Regions from separate parts of the Mus musculus genome. Here region 1 is linked to region 2. A link is a contact called in ENCODE Hi-C or POLR2A ChIA-PET data. All regions are on one chromosome and are shown on one strand. The core of a region is the stretch at or near the end of the contact, and the rest is flanking DNA. Distances in the headings are between cores, read along the strand shown. Region 1 holds the start of Csrp2 (cysteine and glycine-rich protein 2). Region 2 overlaps 1700020G17Rik (RIKEN cDNA 1700020G17 gene).

Region 1 (2,700 bases), core at 190-2,689, 41 kb after region 2:
ACAGGTCCAGTCCTTAGGCCCCTTCCTCAGAGAAACTCTAGTGGACCTCAGGAGTAGCAGAAAAAGGACAATCGCTTGCTGAAAAAAAGGGAACATGAACTACCCTGCTTCCTTCAGTGAAAACAAACCAGAAGCCCCTCCCGTAAGAAGTGCAGCAAGCTGCGGAGGTAAAGCAAACAGATCGGAATCGTGAATGTAAGAATTGCTGGTATTTAGAAAAGCTCACAGCAGGCACCCATGCTTTCAAACTCCTGCCGCAATCTGGGGGAGATGTCAATCACTACTTGCACTGTTTTTCAACAGTCCTTGGTGGACAGAGAATCTGGCTGCAATTACGAGCTTATTTTGGATTGGGCCCAGCATACGACATAAAAAGGCATAAACCAGGCCTGTACTTTGTCACCGGAGGGGCCTTCCTCAACTCTGCCTCCTCCTACCCCCCCTAACAGGGCCTTTGGCAACGTAAGCGGGAAATTTTTTATTGTCGCAACGCGAGGGTACTGGCATCTATCAGTTAAAGTCATCCTAACCCCCACCAAAGAACTAGGCTATTAACAGCATGATGTTGCGCCTGGATGAAAGGGGTGATCGATTTGTGACAGAGGGGAGTAGTTTTGGTCGCTGCCTATTGCGGCGTGGAGGTCACCACTCTTCAAATACTAATTCTTAGGGCAACCCACTACTGATGACAGAGAAGTGGATCACCAAATGTCCTAGAATACAAACCAGATAGAGATGACATTATTTTGCTTTTTGTCTAGAACAATAATATGTCACCTCAAGCCCAGATTTTAGGTCCTTTCTGCTGTCTTCGCCGGCGAGACATCCCTGGACTTTTCGGACAACTGCAAACAATTGCAAACTGAAACCCGAAGCCTTTTGGCGCCAGGGTTTCTGCGTGGGTTGTGGGTTTCTTCCCCCCTCAGCAAAGAGTGGTGGGGGAAAGCAAAACACTTGGGGAATGAGGTGTTTTCATAACGTCATTTGTTTAGTCTAGATGAGGAATGCAGCTCTTTCGCGACAGGAAAGCTGCGGATTCCAGAAGCCGGGATTCTGACCAGAGACTATCCTGCACCGGGGAGTCCTGCACCCCGGAGGCTAACATATGGCGTTTGTGCAGTAAAGGGTGGCGGGAATCCCACGGGGCGACACCGGATCTCGCTGGCTCCGGGCCGATCCTGAGTGCTCCGGACGTCCCGGGACCGGCGGGTAGGAGCAGCCGGAGACGGTGGGAGACTCGGACGCGCGGGAAGCCGCAGGAAGAGGCGGGATTCCGGTCTTTTGTCTCGGGGCCAGAGCTCGAAACCCGCAGCGGGAGCCCAGCTCAGCGGGCCGGGCGGAGACCATCGCACACCCCGAGGGGCATGACCGATGATGGGCGTGGCGAACAAGGCCACGCCCAACATAAGTCTTTAAAAGCGGGCACACGCGCTCCCGCCAGTCTCCGGATCCGCCCGCGGCTTTCCTCGGTCAGACCTCGTTAGCTCCGCCCGCCGCGTGCTCCCTCCTCCCACTCGGGTGAGTCCTAGGAAGCCTGCAGCCCCGCGGTCCCTGTCATCTCCACCCCTGCTCCTGACTATGCTTCCACCCGTCCTCTCACTTCTGCCCCAATGCGGGGTCCACTAGCACACCTGCTGTCGCCCCCAGACCATCCCTGCCCTGGGACCTCATGTCCTTGGGGCAGGTAAATCATCCCCTGTGACCTTTAATTTTCCATCCTGTTCTCTGGGAGAGAGGCGAGCTGGGAGTTTCTCGTGGCCGCCAATGCCTCTTTTTGTAGCCCCAGGCTCCCTCCCAGGGCTGATTCTCCCCTTCGGGTAGGAGGGGTTAGAGGCTTCGGGGCTCCAGTGCCCCAAGGGTGTGTCTGCCCAGCCCTGACGACCTTCTCGGGAATTGGGTGGGTACTCTGGGGTGGTGGGCGTCTCCATACCCTCTGAGCTCCAGTTCTCCTGTGGCGAAACGGAGCTCCTGGCCATCGCCTTTGTTCGGTGGTCTCTGCCCACCCGGCACAGAAGGAACCATAGTGAAATTCTAGTTGAACATTCCTAGCTTTTCCTGGTGCTTTCTACCTTTAAAGTACAAACAAGGATACAGCATTGCTTGGTTCTGAAATTCTGCAACAGGTCCTAAAAGTCACAGTATGGGTTCAGAGCTAGATAATAGTTATAGGCATCCGTGAGGTAAGGGGTGAGGTGAGGGGAGAGCTCTTGAAACTTCTGCCCCCTTGGAAGCCAGGACTTTGAACTTTATTTGTTTACCTGATTACTTTTTGAGTAAATATTTGGTTTGACCTGTTTTGTTTGAGTCGCATACATTTTTACTTTATTAAATGCTTTTCAGTTCGGGGCGGGGGGGGGGCTGGGTGTAGTAATTTTTTAACTTGGGCAGCGAAAATAGTTAAATTATTGACTTTTTCAATGCGTGCTTAATCTCTACTTACATAAAACCAAAGAATCCAAAAAGGAAGTGATTCTTGTACCCAGATTCTTCAAGAAAGATTTAAACGGTAGATTTCAAAAGAGAGACTCATACAATCTCAACACTGCATACAAGTGACATTTGGGACCCTATTCTCTGCCATTGCCTTGTAATTGTTACTGATAATTCCTTCATTACTCCTCAAGGCTGTTTGACCCCACTTTTTATAGCCAGGTTGCCATAGACGTATACATCCCATGAGTCTCTGGAACACTGTTTGCT
Region 2 (2,700 bases), core at 134-2,633:
TTTGATTTCAAAGCAAGCTCCGACGCTATCAGCTCCCCGAGAGAATTTGATCTTTTACAGGTAGTGACTCAATACTGTTCCTGGAATTTGAGGGGGGTTCCCGCCATCACCTGATGATACAGGGGAAGCTGAAGCCACCATTTTAGGTTCTTAGTTTTATTAGGAAAATGATTTAAGAATGGATTTCCCTGTCCCAAAAAACCAAAAACCAAAACCAAAACAAACAAACAAAAAGAATGGATTCAAACAGAAGCTCAAAGACAATTTTATGAGTTTAAAAGTAAAGCTCCCAGGGCAGGCAAGCTGCAGATCTCAGCAGTGGCCCAGAGGAGGGTAACTGAGAAGCCAAGGGGCTGTTTATGCTGGTACTGAGGACTATACAGCAGCAGTGCGGTGGGGTGGTGGGGAGGAAAGCTTTAGAGAAACAGTAAAAATGCCCAAAGCATGAGAGAAGGTGTGCTTAGGTTCTGGCCAGGATCTGAAAGTCAGAGACAGAAAAAAGGAAAAAGAAAAAGCCTTGCCTTGCTGACTCAGGCCATAGGCGGGCATTAAAGGAGAATTTGTTCTGCCTATCTCTTTAGCCTGGCTTAAGGCGAGCCTGCCTTCCTTAAGAAGACAATTGAATTGACCTCACTGGAATGTGGAATGTTGGGTCTGCAGCCAGAGCAGTGTCTCTTCTCTTGACCAGGGCTTTTTCTTTAATGGATTTTGCTGCTTCACTAACAATACAAAGCCTAAATGGCGTGCCAGAAATGACTGTATGGATTTGGTTAAATTTGGTTCGGAATTGTTTCAAAGATGTATTTGCCAACAAAATGTCCTCAGAGTCAAATCCTAAAAGTCACCGTGTCCCTTTCAGGTTTGTCTATAAAAACAGATTCTACTTAAAATCAGCACCATGCGCTATAAAGTTTGTTCTTTGTTTATGTACTAAAAGAAAAAAAATCTCCTAGTGCTGCCTTGTCTGGGCTTTACATTTATAGCTGGGAAAACAAAAACAAACCACAAGGACCTTAGTTATTTGGGGACTAGGGTGGGGGTGGGGTGTTCAAGAGGACACTGAGACAGATTACTAGGGAGTGAGAAGTTTATTAGCAGACTTGGTGCCATGAAGAAGACAGACAGAAGTAACAGTGTGATGGAGAACTCGGAGGAGTGCTCAGACCCGAGCAGCAAAGATAGACAACATGCAGAGAGAGTCTCTGGGGAAACCAGCCACAGCCAACATGTACAGGAGCAAGCTTCTTCTTAGAGCTTGTCTCCTTCTGATGCTGAGAAAGGTTGGAGTGGCCACCAGGCTCTGGGATTCTCTTGCAGGATGCAGGGGAGGGGGCAGGGAACAAGAAATGTGATGTTTACATAAACGTCTGAGATAAGATGTCCTGGCTCCAGGACAGTGTTTTAGTAGAGTGCCTGTCTGGACCTGTGCAGGGCAGAGGGGGCTGCTGCGGATACAGCGGCCTGAGCAGAGCCTGGATCCTCACTTTGCGTTCTTACAGCCTCCATCTCTGCCCTCCCCAAACTGACAGGAGCAGGCTGAAGATCAAAAGAAATGTCCAACTGTCCCAGGACTGGAATTATTCCTACATCCCTCCCTAACAGTTCACACTTCAGGTTTCATGGGTCATTAAATCTGGCCAAGAGAAAACAGTTTGTTCCAGTGGGAAGTTCTGCAGTCACTGTGAAATGTGGCTTTAGTCTTTAGCCCAATTCCTTGGAGAATTGGGTGGGGCGGGAGAGAACAACTTGTCCAGCCTGTAGTCTAGACTCTAGCCCGATTGAAAGTGCCTCGCAATAGGCTTTGAAGGGTGGGTGGTCTGAGGGAAGAGAAGAGGCTGAGAAAAAGGACAAAGAACTGGAAGCATAAAAAGAGCAATAGAAAGTTAGGGGATGGTGGGTGAAGACTTGAAGAAGAGTGGGCGACAGGTTGAATCCTGCCTTCTGAAACATGGATAAATATCCATCTATGCCCACTGTCGGCTCTCATTCAAGGAAGGACGCCTCCTTCGAATGGTTCAGTGAATATTTCAAATGATCTTCAAAACTTTGAACAAAAGCACTATTGACTGAAGACACAGAGGACTAATTTTATGCCATCTTGACTCAATTACGCACGAAGGGGAATAATTAACTCCATATAAAATTTCATGTTATATTCATGGCATACCTCTTAGCTAAAATGGCTCATTTTAGCATTCTCTTACATACTTGGCTAACAAATGATATTTGATTTTAAAAAACAAAGGAAAGTAATCAAAATGTAAATTCTAATGGTGCAAACTATGCATTTCAAACAAGGAGAATAATTGCAGATATACAACTTAAAAGGCTAGTCTCTGAAGGAGAGAGACAATGGTTGATGTAAAATATTTCTACCGGTCAACAGATCTCTTTAGAATAAAAAAAAATGATGAATGCAATTTACATTTCTCAGTGAACATAAACAAAATGGTCCCCCAAATTATTTGTTATTAAGAAATCAAGATAAATAAACGTTATGATGATATAACTATTTTGCACACCAACTAGATTTTTTAAAAAAAAATGTCAGAATGCCGCACCAATGTGAGGAATAAAATGTAAACATCGTATCAGTGAAAACACTTAGAGATTCCTACTTGGTTCTCTTTAGAAAGCAGAAAGCAGTTGAGTTTGTAGATCCCTGGATAAACTGGTTCCCACAGGTGAAGCTGTTGTATC

What was found. A loop is a pair of places that touch in the nucleus more often than their neighbours do. ChIA-PET counts read pairs that join two places held with the same protein, here RNA polymerase II (POLR2A).
Region 1: a map of heart shows a loop between it and region 2 (2.9-fold over the local background). The contact joins the promoter of Csrp2 here to the enhancer-like site in region 2. A Hi-C loop is called at or near these places in 3 of 37 maps with a recorded cell type or tissue (all heart). POLR2A ChIA-PET finds 5 or more read pairs at or near these places in 2 of 5 experiments (both embryonic stem cell).

Annotation. Positions count from the first base shown.
Region 1 is chr10:110,918,737-110,921,436 of GRCm38, forward strand. It overlaps Csrp2 (cysteine and glycine-rich protein 2), which reads left to right and starts at 1,440. Exons shown (of 6, transcript NM_007792.4): 1 at 1,440-1,518.
Region 2 is chr10:110,878,193-110,880,892 of GRCm38, forward strand. The region is part of intron 2 of 1700020G17Rik (RIKEN cDNA 1700020G17 gene); the gene reads right to left. Among named protein-coding and RNA genes, the nearest start is that of Gm22186, 13 kb to the right of the region's middle. Within about 2 kb of position 1,384, at least 1 of the 3 ENCODE cell types and tissues checked has a DNase peak (open chromatin) inside an H3K27ac peak, as active enhancers do; it is heart, where a contact is called at or near this core.